Linked DNA regions of Homo sapiens: region 2 is linked to region 1. The links are chromatin loops, found by intact Hi-C in ENCODE. Cell type or tissue: K562. All regions are shown on one strand. Each heading gives the region's core, and the rest is flanking DNA. Links, peaks and the distances in the headings are about the cores only.

Evidence for each region. Peaks named below come from ENCODE experiments on the same cell type or tissue, not always from the same donor. Only the 100,000 strongest peaks of a DNase experiment are listed, where the experiment ranks them.
Region 2: a loop joins it to region 1, with 9 times the contacts of the local background. A loop is called at or near these places in 4 of 110 quality-filtered maps.

What each region holds. Positions count from the first base shown.
Region 1 is chr1:773,274-783,049 of GRCh38, reverse strand. LINC01409 (long intergenic non-protein coding RNA 1409) reads right to left here and starts at 4,252. Exons shown (of 6, transcript NR_187359.1): 1 at 3,958-4,252; 2 at 914-1,113. LOC100288069 (a long non-coding RNA gene) reads left to right here and starts at 4,416. Exons shown (of 20, transcript NR_168328.1): 1 at 4,416-4,766; 2 at 8,770-8,879. RefSeq lists an enhancer at 4,130-4,699. In K562, for the core only: a CTCF peak has its summit at 4,145; a DNase peak (open chromatin) is centred at 4,319; H3K4me3 peaks cover 2,685 bases.
Region 2 is chr1:837,852-847,627 of GRCh38, reverse strand. The region is part of intron 2 of LINC01128 (long intergenic non-protein coding RNA 1128); the gene reads right to left. Among named protein-coding and RNA genes, the nearest start is that of LINC01128, 15 kb to the right of the region's middle. In K562, for the core only: no CTCF peak of the experiment used is centred there; a DNase peak (open chromatin) is centred at 4,657.

The sequences.
Region 1 (9,776 bases), core at 824-8,823:
TTTAAAATAGGAAAAAGGTGAAATCAGTCAATTTTATTTAACCTGATACATCCAAAATATTATCACTGCAGTATACAATCAATATAAAAAATTATGGAGATTTTCTTTTCCATGCTCAGTCTTAGAAATCTGTGGCATATTTTATGTTTGCAGAACATCACAATTCAGACTACCCACATTTCAAAGATTAATAGCCACATGTGGCTACAGGCTGCTGTACTATTTAATAAAAAGTGCATATCTAGAGTCTAGCCCCTTGCTTTATAAAGTGTGATCTACCATCCAGCAGCATCAGCATCACCTGGGATCTTGTTAGAAATGTAGAAAGGCAGCCCATCTCAGAACTACTAGAAGAAATAAATTTAACAGGATACCCAGGATTGGAATGCATAGCAAAGACTGAGAAGCAGTAAATTAGATCACATATAGCTTGGGAGTCTTACAGAATTGCTATTGCCATTCAACTATGATATGGTATTATCCCACTGACTAATATAGAACACTGTATTTAAATAACAATAGTTTTTCTATGAATCATGTTTTCTCTACACTGTCCAATGCAATTTTCTACAATGATGAAAATCTTCATATATGTGCTGCACAAAATGGCAGCCACTTGCCACATGTGGCTGTTGAGCACTTGAAATGTATCTGGAGCAAATGAGAAATTGCATTTTAATTTAATTAATTTTAATTGATTTAAACATGTGGCAAATGACTATCATACTACATAGCACAACTCCAGGGGAATTGGTTACTATGTCACAGTGTCATCTCTAGGAGAATCCTTAGGACAAATTTGGAAAGTTCTAGTCAAGATAATCTTTCGATTAACTGTACTTCTTCTGTTTTTTTGATTTTATGAAGTCATATTTACCATCTTACACTGGCTAAGGGCAAATTTGCATCTTACCTCTAAGGAAGCATAATGAAAGTTACAACACGTGCTTTGTGTGTATTAATATTATTCCAGCTTATCATCAATTAAAAATACCAATATCTAGACCTGTACAGGCTTTTTAATTCTCTGAGAAGGACCTGGATACTCTGGAGAATACAAATCTGTGAGGAATAATGAGTTGATTAATGTCAACTTTCCCAATCCAGATTTGCCTAAAAGAAATAAGGGAAAATATCTGTTAAACTCACCCACTTTACTCAACCTTAAATATTCAACAGATACTGTAATTGAACTTGCTTTATGCAAGTATTTCTTGGTGAGACAATGAAATGACATTAGAAAATATGCTACAAAGAATAAGTATCTTGTCCTCAGTTTCTTAGCTATCAAATTAAACTCACGTTTCCAAGGATTCTTTTCAGCCTTCTAATTATACCACTTATATTCATTAAAAGTAATGTATCTAATAATTACATTTTTAACAGTAATGTATTCCCAAAGAAAAAAAGTCAGTCATTATTTAAAAATCCAAGTTGGATTATATATCACTGCTTCAGTGAAATAAAGTTTTTCTTTATTAATAGACAATAATGAATGAATAATAAACAAGAAATCATGCAGCTATAAAAAGCAAAAATCTGCTAATACAAAGAATAATTAATCACAATGAACATCTCTGTATAAAATTCTAAATCACAAAAAATACTTTCTAATTTTGCCGCCCATCAGCCTAAATATAAGGGTGCTTCTCCACAAACCAGAATCCAAAAAATCTTAGGTAATTACTTTTTCTACCACTTCTACTCAAGGTAGGAGGTAGACACGAAGGAAGCTAGGGCATGATTTCTACTCTGACCACATACTCTTTTTTGACTCTCCGTGTTTAGTCCAATATACATAGTCCAGTGTATAGTAATTATTACAAGTATACCAAAATATAAATGGCTTCAAGGTATATATAACCTAAGGTTAAAACAAATTATAAATCAGATTATGATAATTAACATGGCACAGAGTTAAAGTATTTATTGTTAATAACTCACTTAGCATAATAGGCATGTTTAGCCTAAGTAACTGGTGTCATAATATTTTTATGCCTAGGAGGAATTCTTTTTATATTAGCTCTCAAAAGAGATAAGATTCTCTCCACGTGGTTTGGGCTTACCCCTTTGACTGAGAGCATGCCACTTTTTACTAGAGGTTGATGTATGACTCAACTTAGAGTTGAGGATGAAAAGTGGGGATCATAGCACCTGCCTATACCCTGGTACAGATCATATGACGTTGATTTATTTATTTGTGGAGTCAGGGTCTCGCTGTGTTGCCCAGGCTGGAGTGCAGTGGTACGATCATGGCTCACTGCAGCCTTGAACTCCTGGGTGTGGTGGTGCACACCTGTAGTCCCAGCAACTCTGGCAGGCTGAGGCAGGAGAATCGCTTGAACTCAGGAGGTGGAGGTTGCAGTGAGCCGAGATTACGCGACTACACTCCAGCCTGGAGACAAAGTAAGACTCCATCTCAGGAAAAAAAAATTTTAAATTAAAAAGTTCTAGTATCTAAAATGAGCAAAATCGCCAGGCGCGGTGGGTCACACTTGTAATCCCAGCACTTTGGGATGCAGAAGTGGGTGGACCATCCGAAGTCAGAGGTTGAGACCAGCCTGCAGTGAGCCGAGATTGCACCACTGCACTCCAGCCTGGGAGACAGAGTGAGACTCCATTTCAAAAAAAGAATTAGCCAAGCGTGGTAGCATGCACCTGTAGTCCTAGCTACCGGGGAGGCTGACGGGGAAGGATTCCTTGAGCCCGAAGGTCAAGGCTGCAGTGAGCCTTGTTTGCACCACCTCACTCCAACCTGGGCAAGACCCCATCTCAAAAAAGAAAAAAAACCCACAAAAACAAAAAACAAAACAGAACAGAACAGCATCACTTCCTTATCATTAGTTTGAAGGAAGTGAATTGCCTGTAAAAGTTTCCATTTTCAAAAAAAGTGTTAAAATATAGTGTAAAGCCAGGCACGATGGCTCATTCCTGTAATCTCAGCACTTTGGGAGGCTGAAATGGATTGCCCCTGGAGGTCGAGGCTGCAGCTGAGCGATTCTCCCGCCTAAGCCCGGCAAGTTGCGGAGACTACAAGCGCGTGCCACCATGTCCAGCTAATTTTTTGTATTTTTGTAGAGAAAGGGTTCCACCATGTTGCCCAAACTAGTCTGGAATTCCTGAGCTCAAGTGATCCACCCACTTCCGCCTCCGCCTCCCAAAATGCTGGGATTAAAGGCGTGAGCCACCGGGCCTGGCCCAATTACTTTCTTCAGTCTGAGCATGAGTGCTGGAAGAAAAGCTCTCACTTGCATATAATTTTTTAGAGACAGAGTCTCCCTCTGTTACACAGGCTGGAGTGCAATGGCGCAATCTCAGCGCATTGTAACATCAACCTCCAGTGCTCGATCGCTTATATAATCTCAGCTCACTGTAATCTCAACCTCCCGGGCTCGATCGCATATATATACACACATATATTTGTTTGTTTAGACGGAGTCTTGGTCTGTTGCCCAGGCTGGAGTGCAGTGGCGCGATCTCCGCTCACTGCAACCTCCGCATCCCGGGTTCAAACAATTCTCTGCCTCAGCCTCCCGAGTAGCTGGGATTACAGGCACCTGCCACCACGCCCGACTAATTTTTGTGTTTTTAGTAGAGACGGGGTTTCAGTGAAACCATGCTGGCCAGGCTGGTCTTGAACTCCTGTCCTCGTGATCCACCCGCCTCGACCTCCCAAAGTGCTGGGATTACAGGTGTGGGCCACCTCGCCCAGCCGACTGCTTATATTTTTAAAAAGATGTTTTCTTCATTTCCTAGCCCCTTCTACCCCGCTACAAGTTTCAAAGACTTAATGCTATTACAAAGGACCGTCAGAGGTCAAGCTCAGGGGTGCAACTCCCTCATGCCGGGCAGCCTCAGGGGGCCGACCCTACCCAGGATGAGCGGCGCCAGGTAGCCGGGGACGCTCCCGGGGATCCCCGGGCCCTGGCTGGGGGAGGCGTTGTGGAGCGCACGTACCCAGGCTCAGATGAGGCGAGTGGGCGGCCGGGGCTGCAGCTGGCGCTGGCCATTGAGGAGCTTCTGCGCGACAGTGCGATCGGTTGCACCTTCTGCGACAGGTGCCGGCCGGTTGGCGCGCAGCGCCTGCTAGCGCAGAGTCTGGCCCTTGCTGCGCCCGGCGCCGAAGACCGGGAAGTCGTAAAGCTCCTCCTCGTGGCTTATGTGCGGCGGCGGCCGGGCAGAAGCCTAGCGACACAGAACTGCCAGCTCAGCAGCCGGTTACATCCCGCCCGGCCACCAGTAGGCAGCGTCCGCTCATGCGCGCTCCTGGAAGAACCAGCAGCCCCCACCGCGAGTTCTGATTGGCTCTGCGTGAGTGGTAGTCCCCTGTGACGTCACAAGGGTGCGCCTTCCGTGACGTCACAAGGGCGGGTCTTCGCCGACACCATAGAGGTGGGCCGTTGGCGACGTTAGAGGCGCGGGTGTTCGGCTACATCACTGGGGCGCCATGGTGCCTGGAGCTGGGCAGTTTTCTCATCAGAGTGGGGACTGGTAAGAGTGACCTCCCCGCCAGGTTCTGTGTGTTGCCGGCTGAAGAAGGGTAGCTGAAAAATTCAGACCCAGCACAGTGTTTATGTTGGTCAAAAATAGAAAACTATGTCTGGCGCGGCCGAGGCGGGAGGACCCTTCAGGCCAAGAGCAGCCTAGCAACATGGCGCAACCCCATCTCTGTAGTCCTACCTCAGCCCCCCAGCTACTTGAACCCAAAGGTTCAAGGCTCCAGTGAGCTATGATCCCACCACAGCATTCCAGCCTGCGAGATTGAGGTAAACCCTGTCTAAAAAAATTTAAAAAACTATCCAGGTGTGCAACAGGGAGGGACTGCTAAATAAAACATGAGGCTGGCTGGGCCCTACTGTAATCCCAGCACTTTGGGAGGCCGAGGCGGGAGGATGGATGGCTTGGGCTCAGGAGTTCGAGACCAGCCTGGGCAACATGACGAAACCCCGTCTCTACAAAAGATACAAAAATTAGCCGGGCGCGGTGGACACCTGGCCTAATTTTTGTATTTTTTTCTAGAGATGGGGTCGGGGGGTGCCTCGCTATGTTGCCCGGGCCAGTTTCGAACTCCTGAGTTGAAGCAATCTTCTCACCTTGGCCATCAGAGTTGTCGGGATTACAGGCGTGAGGGACAGCGACCCACCTGGGTTAGGCTACTTAATAACATAAAGTGCTCCGCCAGGCTCAGTGGCTGACACCTGTAATCCCAACACTTTGGGAGGCCGAGGCGGGTGGATCACCTGAGGTCAGGAGTTGGAGACCAGCCTGGCCATGGTGAAACCCAGTCTCTACAAAAAATACAAAAATTAGCTGGCCGTGGTGGCGCATGCCTGTAGTCCCAGCTACCTGGGAGGCTGATAAAGGAGAATTACTTGAACCCGGGAGGCAGAGGTTGCACTGGGCCAAGATCACACCACTGCACCCCAGCCTGGGCGACACAGCGAGACTCCAAAGTTTGACACCAGCCTGGGCAATGTAGTGACACCCTGTCTCTACAAAACAAACAAACAAAAACCCAGGCATAACTGTGTCCACCTGTGGCCCTAGCTAGTTAGGAGACTGAGGCAGGAGGATCACTTGAGGCCAGGAGCTCAAGGCTGCAGTGAGCTATGATAATCCCACTGCTTCCCATCCTGAGCAATAGAATGAAAGCATGTCTCTAGATAGATAGCTAGCTAGATAATTGATACGTAGTTTTGTATCAAATTTTTTCCCTAGATTTGAGCATGTTTTTCTAAAGTAGCATTCAACACATCAGCATTTTACAGTGTTATTATTTGTTAATATGATTATGTTTTTCTGAAATACAGTGTCCTTTACAAAAGCAGTTTTGTCTTTCAAAGCGCATAGATAAGGCCCTCAAGTAAATTTGTCTGATGTTGCCGACCTTGGTACCATTTTGTCCACTTGATTGAAAAGCCAGTCAATAATTTCAGGTCACTGTTGGCCTTAGAAGAAGAGCCCAAAGGCAACAAGCAAAGGCGCTGGTGTCCAGTCGCCTTCTAGAAGCATTTTCACTTTCCCTTAAGGTTTCCCTTGATGAACATAGAAGTACTGTATGTAGAATTGACCCAGTGCTGCCCTGGCAACTTTGTATATTAGGCCAAATTTACATTTCTTAGCTTTATGAGAGGCACCCTGGTAGGCTAGTGGAGTTACACACAAAGTCTGATCTCAGCTGCACTGTCCAGAAATGCAACACGGTCCAATCAAATAACATTCTCTGAGCCTGTTTCTTTAGCTGTGAAAGAAGAATAACATACCCATCTAAAAAGGCAGCTTATTGTATTTGATTGGTCTTTTATTTTCTATGAAACTGTGTTTAACACAGTAATTATTTTCATTTGTGTACTACATTTGTGTTGTGTTTTTGGTTTTAGTTTTGTTTTTGAAATGGAGTCTTTTTTTTAGTGGTTTTTTGTTTTGTTTTGTTTTGTTTTGTTTTTGAGATGGAGTCTTTCTATTGTCACCCAGGCTAGAGTGCAGTGGCGTGATCTCCGCTCACTGCAACCTCCACCTCCCAGGTTCAAGTGGTTCTCCTGCCTCAGCCTCCTGAGAAGCTGGGATTACAGGTGCCCACCACCATGCCCAGCTAATTTTTAAAATATATTTTTAGTAGAGATGGGGTTACAACATGTTGCCCAGGCTGGTCTCAAACTACTGACGTCAAGTGATCCACCCGCTTTGGCTTCCCAAAGTGCTGGGATTATAGGCATGAGCCACCGCGCCTGGCTTGTTTTAAAATAAGGGTTTCTTGGCTAGGCATGGTGGCTCACACCTGTAATCCCAGCACTTTGGGAGGCCAAGGTCAGTGGATCACCTGAGGTCAGGAGTTCGAGACCAGCCTGACCAATATGGAGAAACCCTGTCTCAACTGAAAATACAAAATTAGCCAGGCGTGGTGGTGCATGCCTGTAATCCCAGCTACTCAGGAGGCTGAGGAAGGAGAATTGCTTGAACCCAGGGGGCAGAGATTGCAGTGAGCTGAGATCGCACCATTGCACTCCAGCCTGGGCAATGAGCAAAACTCTGTCTCAAAATAAAAAAAAGATTTCTTAAAATGATATTTTCAGTATTTTATAGATGATGTGTAAGCAGCAAGCTTAATAGGATGTTACCCGACACTTTGCGAGACTGGCAGCTGATTTGATCCAGATGTCTCTAATTCTTTTTTCTTTTTCTTTTTCTGTTTTTTTTTTTTTTTTTTTTGACAGAGCCTTGCTCCGTCCCCCATGCTGGAGTGCAGTGGCAAGATCTCGGCTCACTGCAACCTCCACCTCCCGGGTTCAAGCGATTCTCCTGCCTCAGGCTCCCGAGTAGCTGGGATTACAGGCGCGCGCCACCATGCCCAGCTAATTTTTTGTATTTTTGGTAGAGACAGCATTTCACCATGTTGGCCAGGCTGGTCTCGAACTCCTGACCTTAGGTGATCTGCCTGCCTCGGCTTCCCAAAGTGTTAGGATTACAGGCGTCAGCCACTGTGCCTGGCCCAGATGTCTCTAATTCTAACATGAGATGTATTGCAGGATCATAGCAGAGTGAGTTGCTGATGTATCCAGAAGGAAATGAGCATGGAACACTCACGACAGCTGTCCTGAGAAGTGTGTGTGTGCTGTGCTTGAATATCTCACTGCTCATTTATACACAGGCTTTCTGGTGACTGAGTTAACAGTACCTGTTTCATAAATAATGTAGCCCTCTTTCTTTCTTTCTCTCTCTCTCTCTTTTTTTTTTTTTTTTGAGACAGGGTCTTGCTCTGCTACCCAGGCTGGAGTGCAATGGTGCAGTCTCAGCTCACCGCAACTTCACGCCTGGCTAATTTTTTCTTTTTTTTTTTTTTTGAGACGGAGTTTCGCTGTTTTTGCCCAGGCTGGAGTGCAATGGCACAATCTCGGCTCACCACAATCTTTGCCTTTTGGGTTCAAGGGATTCTCCTGCCTCAGCCTCCCGAGTAGCTGGGATTACAGGCATGTGCCACCACACCTGGCTAATGTTGTAGTTTTAGTAGAGACGGGGTTTCCCTATGTTGGTTAGGCTGGTCTCAAACTCCTGACCTCAGGTGATCTACCCACCTCGGCCTCTCAAAGTGCTGGGATCACAGGCATGAGCCATCACTCCTGGCCTAATTTTTGTATTTTTAGTAGAGAGAGGGTTTCACTCTGTTGGCCAGGCTGGTCTTGAATTCCTGACCTCAAGTTATCTGCCTGCCTCGGCCTCCCAAACTGTTGGAATTATAGGCGTGAACCACCATGCCTGGCCAGCTCTATTTCTTTAAGCCTACATGTTTTGCAAGTATTTGAACATACAATTACTCAGCTTCCCTTGTTTACGCGTGAATTTTGTAGAATCTTAAATATTTTTTCCAATCTAAGCTTTATTTTATCCCGTTTCTTCTATATTTGTATAACTTTAGGCGGCTATCTTCATTGAAAGTTTTTTCTCAAAAGCCTTAAGATAGAACATAGTTCTTGGCAGCAATTTGAAAGTTATTTGAGGAGAAGGGGAGACTTACAATGATGATTCAAATGAAGGAAACTAAAAAGTAATGAAGCAAGGCAGAGGAAAAAGCAGTACTCACTTGAGCACATCCCAAAAGAATAACATTTCAAATGTAACTAGAAAAAAGTATGCTGAAGTTCGCAATACAGAAATAATTATTAATAAGATAGCTTTAAAGCCCTGCTCAGCTTTTGAATGTTGGGAATTGACCCAGAGGTGGCTGTAACCTAAGATGGTTCCTTCAGTAATGACCATTTTTTCTTTTTCAAGATGATGATTATTCCCCACCTTCTAAGAGACAAAGACCAACGAGCCACCACAGCCACCAGTCCCAGAACCCGCCAATGCTGGGGAACGGAAAATGAGGGAGTTCAACTCTGGTAAGTTCTCAGCGAAATCCATGACCTTTTCCTTTATCTTCTGGACTCTCAATGTGACTGATGAAAGTTACCACATGCTCTGCAGGGGGAAATGGTTTAGCATGTGTTACTACATCTTAATCACATCTTTGTAAAGCCAGGAGCATTTTACAAGTCACGTTACAGACATTGTTTAAACATAGTCTGTATTTACCAAAGTATAGGACATTGTATCATCTCATATTAATTAGTTAGTTGGCTCAAAATTAGTGCTAATGACTTAGTAATTCAGTGATTTCTGTTAGCTTTAAAACCTTTATTTCAGAACTATTTCACCTCTTGGTTTTCATTTTTGCGGTGTGTCACTGCCTGCCGGCTGCTAATTTATTAACTCCCAGTGAATCATGTCCTGTGAAGGGACTGAATATTAGTGGCAATTTATGTTGATGATTTGTATTTTGAATAAACAGTTTGAATACATAGAACATTAAGCTTGTATACATTTTGAAAATAGTATTTTAATATTCTACTGTGTCATAGTTACAATGATTGGATATATATTGAATTTATATGTACTTTAAGTTGTTATATGTTTATGGTCTTTAGCATTCTAACGTGCAATTGTATATCTGTTAAGCCTTTTTTTTTTCGAGATTAGACTGATTTATTGAGGCGTCTGTTTGATGCCACATTAAGTGGCCCAGGCTTTGTGTAGGGGTTGAGGTAAAAGCAGGAAGAAGGGTGGTGAGAGGCGGGGCACCAGGGTTAGGTTGGAATACCTGGGGGTGCTCTGAGGCTCCCCAAGTTTCCCTGGTCTTGGCCGGCTGTGCTGCTGGCCTGGGCATCTGATGGGCCTGCAAGGGTGGTCCAGGGGCTAGGGCAGGGACTTTGGAGTCACGCCGTTGGCTTTGAATCCAG
Region 2 (9,776 bases), core at 1,242-9,241, 64 kb before region 1:
TCGGAGGGAAAGGAAATCTTCACAACGCCCTGTCTTAGCAGGATCACCCTTCCTTCTTTCCAGCCATTCAGGTTCCATGAGTGACCAGCCCAGGTTGCTCATGTCCTAGGGTCCTTCCTGAGCATTTCAGACCTGGGTGCATCCCGCACTCACACTCAGTTCCTACCTTGTGCCGGGCCCTGCCATCAGCCCAGAGAGCCATGGTAAGACTCACCATTTCCTTTGGAAGTCTCGTGGGCTGTCTTCCTGTCCTCTCACCTCACCTTCTGACCTCCCAGATTCAGCCCGTGTGCCAGGGCTTCTCAGCCCTCTCTGTGGGTGGTGGAGAAACACGTCCCCTTCTCCACCTCACCATCTCAGGAACACAGTCCTTTCCCCCTGGCCTTTTATACTCTGGGGCCAGAATCCAAATAGTCTATGAATCTCTACCACTCAGTTTAGCCTCTCCCTCAGTGTGTTTCAAGGAGCACTAATCTTACAAAATGTTCCCAGAAGAAACTGTTTCTGGGGCCAACTAATTATGGGAAACATGGCTCTCTGTATCATCCTCTTGGAGATTTAAAGTATGTTTTGACTATGAGAAATCTTGCAGTAAGGAAGCCTGTTGATATTTGCCCAACCCAGCATTTCCCAAACTCACTTGTCCATGGAACCCTCCTGCAAGTGACAGCCACACACAATCAACAGGGCCAGGCTCCACCTGGCATGTTCTGGGAAATGTGCCGTATGTAGCTTTGTTCTGTTTCCACTTTTGTTAGCTTCGATGGCAACAAGATTGAAAGCGCCCTGAGATAAGTGACTTTGTTTTGAATTGTTTAGTAATAATAATAGCTAATTCGTAATTCTAAGCACCAGATGGGCATAAAGTAGGTTCTCAATAAGTGCCCCATGACAGCTCAGCCTCCCTGGAGTGATCATTTTTCAGATCTCAAATTTACCTGACTCACACAAATATCATTTGGCTTTGGCTGTATGCATGCCCGGCCTCATTGCTTTGGTGTATTTTTAAATAAACGATTTTTAGAGCAGTTTTAGATTCAGAGCAAAGCTGAGCAGAAAGTACAGAGATTTCCCATGTACCCACCTCCCCACATGCATAGCCTCCCCCATTATCAACATCCCCCACCAGAGTGATGCATTTGTTACAGTCCATGAACCTCCATTGACACACTATTGTCACCCAGAGTCCACAGCTCACATCAGGGCTCACCACTGGTGCTGTACATTCTATAGGTTTGGGAAAATATATAGTGGCATGAACTCATCATTGCAGTATCACACAGAGTAGATTGTCTGCCTTAAAGATCCCTGTGCTCCACCTGTTCATCCTTCCCCACACCACCAGGCCTTATCTTTCACTGTGTTGGTAATTCTGCTTTTTCCAGGATGTCCTGTAGTTGGAAGCACACGGGGTGTAGCCTTTTCAGACTGGCTTCTTTCACTCATTTATGCATTTAAAGTTCCCCCATATTTTTTCATGCCTTGATAGCTCATTTCTTTTTGCGTTGAATAATATTCCACTGCCTGGACACACCACAGTTTATCCATTCATCTACTGAAGGACATCTTGGTTGATTCTGAGTTTGGGTGATTATGAATAAAAACAAATAAGCTTCCATAAACATCCATGTGCGGGTGTTTGTATGGATGTAAGCTTTGGTGCATTTTTGGTGTGTGCTCTTGAAAACTGGGCTGACAGTTATCTGAACCAAGCCTGGAGAGCAGGATGTGCCCTGGCTGGCCCCTCACCTGCTTCTGAACAATGAGAGGCATTTTGACCCCCTACACCTCAGGAATGTGACTTCTAGAGTGAGGCTCGGCCTGGCCTGAGGCTGAGCGAATTATCTAGCTCTTAACTTAAGGAGTGTCTGATGGTAAAGAGAGATAGGAATAGGCAAATAGCACTTTGCTTCTTAGCAAGAAATTGCAGCAGGTAAGTTTGGAGTATAGAAAGAGGAAAGATGGTTTTAAGTGTTTAAGCAACTCTCCAAAGATTACAAACTTTCATGAGAATAAGTGAATTTTCTGGTTCAGAGATTGCAGTTGAAATCTGTTCCACCTTGTAGGCAATTTGATCCATGCCGAACAGAAATGTAATAGAGGAACGGAAGGGCGCTAACTTAAGTCACGACTTGGATTAAATTGAGAAATTCAGGTCTTGTTGTTAGAAAGTATGGCTCCCATCTCATAAACAATTCTGAATCTGCAGCCTGCAAGCCCCAACCTGGGCCTGTCCTTGACTGAGTTTGTTCCCATCAGATACTCATTGCAAAGCTTTTGGGGGACGTAGCACTTGTGTTCTAAGCGGGCTCTGAGATAACTTACTGGGGTTCCACTAGTACCTTGTGAGCCATTGCCACTCCCCCTCTATGATGACCTCGCCCAGGGCTAAGGGGAAAAAGCAGCAGGGCCCCCATGGACCTATCCAAAAGGAGATTAATCCAGGGTACTCAGGAAAATCTGTGTTGGAAATCCCTGAAAAAACATGGAAGCAGCATGGTGTGTGATTCAGTACAAACTACAAAAAACCTGGAGAAACAAGGCTTCCATGTGAGATTCGTGGGAGCTCTGTGACCTTACGCCACCAGCTCTAAATCAGCATTCCCTCACGTGTTTGCATAAACTTAGTGATAATACTTATTGTAATTTAAATTAATTAAAATAGAATAAAAGGAAAACTTCGGTTCCCCAGCCTCAAAGGCTGCCGTATCCTACACACAGTGAAGAAGACCCTGCCAGAGAAAGCTCCCCTGGCCCCTGTGGAGAGCCGGGCCTTACAGGAATGCTCTGACACTTGCTGCGTGAACTGGTGACTGTAGAAAGGAAACAGGCTCACATGGCACACGGGAGGGTTGCTCCAGCCCTTTTTGGCTTTCTCGGCAGCAGGATGCTGATCAAGGTACAGCGAAACCTATCGGTTCGAATCCACACTGGCAGAACCACCGCAGCCCATGCAAGGCAAGGGCCTGAAAGTGGCAAGCGTGTGGGAGAACCAGCCCCACCCTACTCCCCGCAGACCCAGCTTCCTGCTTGACAAATGTATACAGAGGCTGCTATTTTTGAAACATCCCATGTAGATTTCATTAAAAAAAAAAACAAAACCTCAAAACTCACAAGATTCCCACTTACTTAAAGATCACTGTCATAACCTGGTTAGCAATCATCACACACAGCAGGCCTGCAAAGGGACCAACATCTGCTCAGAGGGAGCCTGGCCTAGCTCCACTGAACCAGTTTAAGAATCAGACTGAACCAGTTTAAGTATCATTTTAGATCCCAGGTTAGCTTGCTGGAGCTGCCATAACAAAGCACCATAGACTGCATGGCTTAAACAACAGACATTTCTCTCTCACAACCCTGGAGGCTGGAAGTCCCAGATCAAGGTGTGGGCAGGGCTGGTTCCTCCTGAGGCCTCTCTCCTTGGCGTGCAGATGCCATCCTCTGTGTCCTCACACGATCGTCCCTCTGTATGTGTCTGTGTCCTCATGTCCTCTTAGGAGGATGCCAGATTGCATCAGGGCCCACCTGGTGACCTCACTACGCTAATCACCTCCTTAAAGGCCCTGTCTACAAATCTAGTCCCATCAGGGGTAAGGACTTCAACATAAGAATTTGGGCAGGAGAAAATTCAACCCATAACAGATCCATACCGAGATGTTCAAATCACCTGGGCAAAATTGGGACATTGTTCTCTCTCACAGCAGGACATCATAGGGTTCATGTGTTCAAATGCTGGAACATTCTTCAAACCCTGTCTTAGAATCTCAGAGTAGGGGCCTCAGAGGGCCCCTCAGTGAAACTGCCTCCATGGTGGCTGCACCTGAGCTGCTGCCTTGGGGGTGACACCCCTGGAACTTGCCCCAGAGTCACCCACTTGTCACTAAATGGTGCCATGAGCACGGCCTCCCCAGGCAGAGCTGATTTGATCACGAGCTTTGACTCCTGTGATTGGCCTTGGACATTTTTCTTACCAGTGTGTTATCTTCCTATTCCTATTTGGTATTCTCTAGTGATTCGAGTGAGTAGGTAACTAAGTTTCCTGTTTTAATGATATATTTAGGAAATTCTGATATCATTTCAAGTATCTTTAAAAACAATCTACTTAATTGTCAACAACCAAGTGTATGGAAATTTACGTAAAATCCTGTTTACAGATGAGAGAAGGCGGCTGCTGTGGTGACAGCACACAGTCAGCAAAGAGGTCCAGAGGATGACGTGCAGCTTCCCGGCGGCCTGGAGAGCTCCCCAGGTCTCACCCCATCTCGCTTCCATCTCAAGGCTCTGGGCACCCCCCTCTTGCAGACCTGCTTCTATTTCTTTGGACAGTTTGGGAAAATCACGCTCTTTAACCCTAAACACTTCGGATCACTTCAAAACAAGATGCTCAGAAAAGGGAAACTCTAATCCGTCAACCAGGGAAAGATAGTAACTGTCTAATTGCACAGCATCCCACAGTGAGCAGCCACCAGGCCGGGACAGAGCAGATGGTGCATCCAGGTGCCTAGACTGCCCCACCTTTGAATTCAGAGGAAAAAAGTCCCAGTTCACTGCAGCAGCATTACTCGGGATAAGGCCATGATCTCATAACCTCTCAGTAGTGGCTGTGGGGTGGGGCTGGCTTCTGGACACCCAGCTCAGCTGTTATCACCTTCTCCCATCCTGTGGGAGGGCGTGTGCGCTGATCACTCCTGGTGTGAGCACAGAGGGGTTGACGCGGTCGGTGCTGCTGAAGGCCGCCGTGCATTTGTTCTGTCTAACATACATGCATTGGGCACCCAGGGGGCTGGTAATGGTGAGTGACACAGACACACAGAGGCTGTCGGGTGCTGCTGAGGATGGTGACTGAGTGAATCATGGGCGGTGGGAACAGGCAGCAGGAGGTGTTGCAGGAGAGTCGGAGACCTGTGGCTCTGGGAGCCCTTAGGTGGGAGGAAGGATCAGTGTCTCTTCCAGTTAGGTTTGAAGAATGGTGCAGGACTCCCTGGTGAGCCAGGTGGACATGACCTCAAGCTCCTGGGCCCGTTGCCTGGGATGCATCCCAAGGCACGCACCAGGACCTAACCAGTGTCTTCAGCCTCTGCTAGGAGCTTCCAGTCAGAGTCCCCCTGCACATTCAAACGTGTGACAAGCATTCTCGATGCTTCACCTATGCCCAGGATTTGACTCCAGCCAGTCTTTGCACAGTTGTCCACCTCCCTGTTCACTTTTCTTTAAGTCATGGATAACAAAGGGTGGAGATTTGATGGTGTTGCTGTCTTCCGCCGAGTGTGGGATAGCCCACAGGGCCTCTGAGCACTTCACCATCCATTCTCTAGCCGTCTCTGTCTGTCCCAGACCCCTCACCCTTTGATCTGCTGCCAGGCAGGAAGACGTTTAACTGATTTTGCAGATTGGGACCAAACAACTTCGGTGGGTGGAACGGCTGGTGCGTGCGCTTCCTTTCCCTCCCCCAGTGTCAGGGCACTGAGGCTGGAGTTGGTGAAGCACTAGGGCTCGTGCAGCAGGTGAGAGGAGGGAAGCTCCTCCCTGGGAGGGACAGGCACCCCTACTCGCCTTCACGGAGCCCTTCTTCAGCTCCCAGTATGTTAGCAGGAGTTTCAGGAAAGAAACAACAGAGGCCATCAAATACACAGATGAAATTTTTAAATGAAAGGAAATACTGTCCAAAACTTTCATTTTAGAAAGGAAAGAAGCATTTCTAAAGAAGCATTTCTTGTCCCGAGAGACAAGAGGGCCACCCATGGTTGCTCAGGGTGGGCTGCCGACGGCCGCCCAGGTCTGGTGCATGTGGTTTCTTGTCTGCTGTGCACTGAGCACAAACTACATGCCAGGCTCTGCCCTGTGCTTCTAAGACATTATTTTTCAATACTCATGGCAAACTGATGTTGTAGATATTCATGCCTCCTTTACAGAGTAGAAAACAGAGGCTCACAATGCTGAGAGCTTTGCCCAAGGTGACACGCTAACCTGTGCTTCCCAGGCCTGTGTGTCACCGAGGGTCTTACCACAATGAAGATTTTGATTCAGTCCGTCTGGGTTGGGGCCTGAGATTCTGAATTTCCAAGAAGTTCCAGGTAATGTGAGTACAGGAGGCCCAAGGACTTCCCCGTGAGTAGCAAGTCTCTAAACCAGCATCTCTGCTTATCGTCAGAGAGGTGCACAGGCTGATTCTGCAGGCCTCTCCTGGCTGACGGTGGCCTTGGCACCCAAGAGCAGAGGGAACTGGTCCTGGCTGTGGATATTCAGGGCCTCACCTGGACTGTGATTCTTGAGGCCATGACCATCACAGGGGCCCATGGGCGGGGCCCTCACACACCTTCCAGGTCACCCTTTCTCTGCCCAGCAGGGTCTCGCTTCTGTACCGAGGTTTAACCCTGTGGCACTGAATATTCACAGCTTTTCACAAACGCGTGTCACTGGTGAGATTCCTACAATGTGGACCAAAATAAGAGACATCGTTTTTACTGAAACTGACACCATCCCATGATAGACAAAAAAGTAAAAACACTGAGCATTCTGACACTGTCTTGTTGCCTTGTTATTTGAAGAGGCAATAAATGAATCAATAAGATATTTAGGACATTTCAGCTGGCAAACTCAAATATTATTCAGCCGTTGTTATCAAAAGCCAGATTGCACTTAGCCCATAAAATACTGAAGAAAAAAACTGCTATGAATAATATTTTATAATTTCTTGGTGAGCGTTTGATATGTACCTACACAGCACAGCAAAGCACGCCTTTGCCTGTGATTCTACCACACCTCACCAACGCGTTTGTTAAAACAGTCTGCACGGGGCTGTAAATGCTGAGGCCAAGGGAAAAAGTAAAAAGGAAAACTATATTACCTGGGGGAAGTGGTTTTACTTGATATGACTGAAACAGATGCTGAACAAAACACATCATCTAGAATCAAGAGTATTGGGATTCATAAGTAAATTCATCACAGAAATGTTTCAGACTCTTTCGAGGTATTGTGTCCTTGAGTTATTCAATAATTTGTTGTTAAGGCAGGTGGAGGAAAATAAACTTTAGATTCACACAGACCTGGGTTTGGATTCTGTCTCTGATGAATATTTGCTGCGGATGAATATTTCTGGGGAAGTTATGTAGCTAATTTTGAGTTTCTGGATAACAGAGCTTTCCACTAAAGATTGATTTTACAATTATGTACCCAAAATTCTACTCTTCTTTTCTTTTGTTCTTTTTTTTTTTTTTTAATACTACAATGGTTTTTAGTACGTTCATAGAGCTGTGAAATCATCACATTTTTGTCATTCCCTAAGGGAAACATGCTCATTAGTACTCATTTCCTTCTTTCTTGCACCCACATCGCAAGCCCAGGCAACTATGAATCTACTTTCTACTTCTGTGGATTTGCCTATTCTGGACATTTCATATAAATGGGATTATACAATATGTGGCCATTTCCTTACTCCAGTGCAGTTTTTCCCATTTGCCTCCTTTGTACTGTTATTGTCAAGTATATTACATTTCTGTATGTTATGCGTCCAATAATACAATTCCATACTTATTGTCCTATGCAGTTGCTTTTGAAAACAGGAGAAAATATATGCATTTACACCTTTTTTAAAAAGTACATAATTACCTTTACTACTGCCCTTTGCTTTTTTGTGTGGATTTGAAAATCGTATGAGTTCACTTGTTTTCAGCCTGAAGAATTCCTTTAATATCTCATAAAGCAGTTCAGCTAGCAAGAAATTCTCTCCGTTTTTGCTTATCTTGAAATTTATTTCACCTTCATGTCTGACAGATGGCCTTGCTGGATATAGGATTGTGGATTAATAGTTTCTTCCTCTGAGCACTTTGAATATGTTATCCCACTGCCTTCTGGCCTCCATCCTTTTACAGACAGATCAAGTGTTAATCCTACTGGGTTCCCTTCTTTGTGGTGAGCCATTTTATTCTGTTCCTTTCAAGGTTTCTCCTTGTCTTTGTCTTGAACATTTTGATTCTGGTGTGTCTAGGTATGTGTGTCCAGGTGTGTGCGTCCAGGTGTGTGTGTCCAGGTGTGTGTGTCTAGGTGTGTGTGTCCAGGTGTGTGTCTCTAGGTGTGTGTGTCTACGTGTGTGTGTCCAGGTGTGTGTGTCTAGGTGTGTGTGTCCAGGTGTGTTTGTCCAGGTGTGTGTGTCTAGGTGTGTGTGTCCAGGAGTGTGTGTCTAGGTGTGTGTGTCTAGGTGTGTGTGTCCAGGTGTGTTTGTCCAGGTGTGTGCGTCCAGGTGTGTGCGTCTAGGTGTGTGTGTCCAGGTGTTTGTGTCTAGGTGTTTGTGTCCAGGTGTGTGTGTCCAGGTGTGTGTGTCTAGGTGTGTCTCTTTGTGTAGAGCTTTTTGGGCTTCTTGAATGTGTAGGTTAACATTTTTCAGCAAATTTGGGAGCTTTTCAGCTATTATTTCTTGGACATTTTTTCTGCTTGGAACTTTTTTTCTGCTTCTTTCTCTCTCACATCTCCTCTGGTACTCTCATTAAGGATGTCCCAAGCTTCTATTCATTTTTCTTAATTATTTTTCCCTCTCTGTTTTTCAGGTTGTATAATCTCTATTGACATAACTTCAAGTCTGCTGGTTCTTTCTTCTGACTGTTCCAATTTACTGCTGGGCCCCTGAGTGAACTTTTCATTTCAGTTATTGTTCTTTTCAACTCCACAATTTTTTGTTTTTTAAAATAATTTTTATTTCTTTATTGATATTCCTTATTAGATGGGACACTGTCATCATAATTTCTTTTAATTCTTTTAACATGGTCTCCTTTAGTAACTTGAATATGTTTCTGTGGCTGTTTTGACACTGGCTGTCTTTGTCTGTTAATCCGATGTCTGGAATTTGTCATAGTTTCTGTTGCCTTCTGTTTTCCTGAGCATGGGTCTCACTTTCCTGTTTTCTTGCATTTTTGTGGAAACTGGCATTTTAGGTAATATATCATAGCAAATCTGGATTCTGACCCCGACCCGCAGGGGCTGCTATTTCTGTTTGATTGCTTGTTTATTTGATTAGGGACGTAGCTCTGATATTGCTCCTCAGAGGGCACAGCCTTGGACTAGCACACAGTCTCTCCGACCACCTGTGGTATCTGTGGTTTTCTCTGGGCTCTCTGTTAAGCTTCTGCTGGTCTGTCTCTCTTTGGTGTCACACACAGCTGTTAACATCCACTAAATGCAAGTGCTCTATCATTTTTTATGATGCCTGGGGCACAAATTGCTCCATAGACTCATCCAGTGAACATCAGGCTCTTTTGCAGGGGCAGAGTGTTGCCAGCTTTTCAAGTCTGCTCAGACCCCGGAGCTCTTCTCAACAATCTCTCTTCCTTGTTCCCTCTGTTTAAGTTCTATCTAGTCTACCATTTCACCCACTCTTAATTGTTCATCAACAAAATCTCCACTATTTTTGCCAACTTCCTTGGGCTTGAACTTCCGCATGCTGTTCTCCAAGTAAAGTCTGTCACCTCAGGGACATGCTCTGCTCTTAGGTCTCCTCTGCTCCTGGGGACCGTGATCCAGTTCCACCAGAGCGACACCCTTGCTGCATGAGCCAGTAGCTGGGTGGGCATGGTAGCCTCTTGTCTTCCTAGCTTGCCCCTCCAGACATGGAACCTCCACACTGTGAGTGACTTGGTGTGGGGCAATCCAGGCAGATGTGCTCAGTCTGCCACACCTGGGATGGGGCTCCCACCCTCTGAGGACAAGCACAGGCTGAAGCAGGGGAGCCCTAGTCCTCTCAGTTGCAACTTCCTGGAACGGTGCTTCTGCAGTGCAAACTGAGA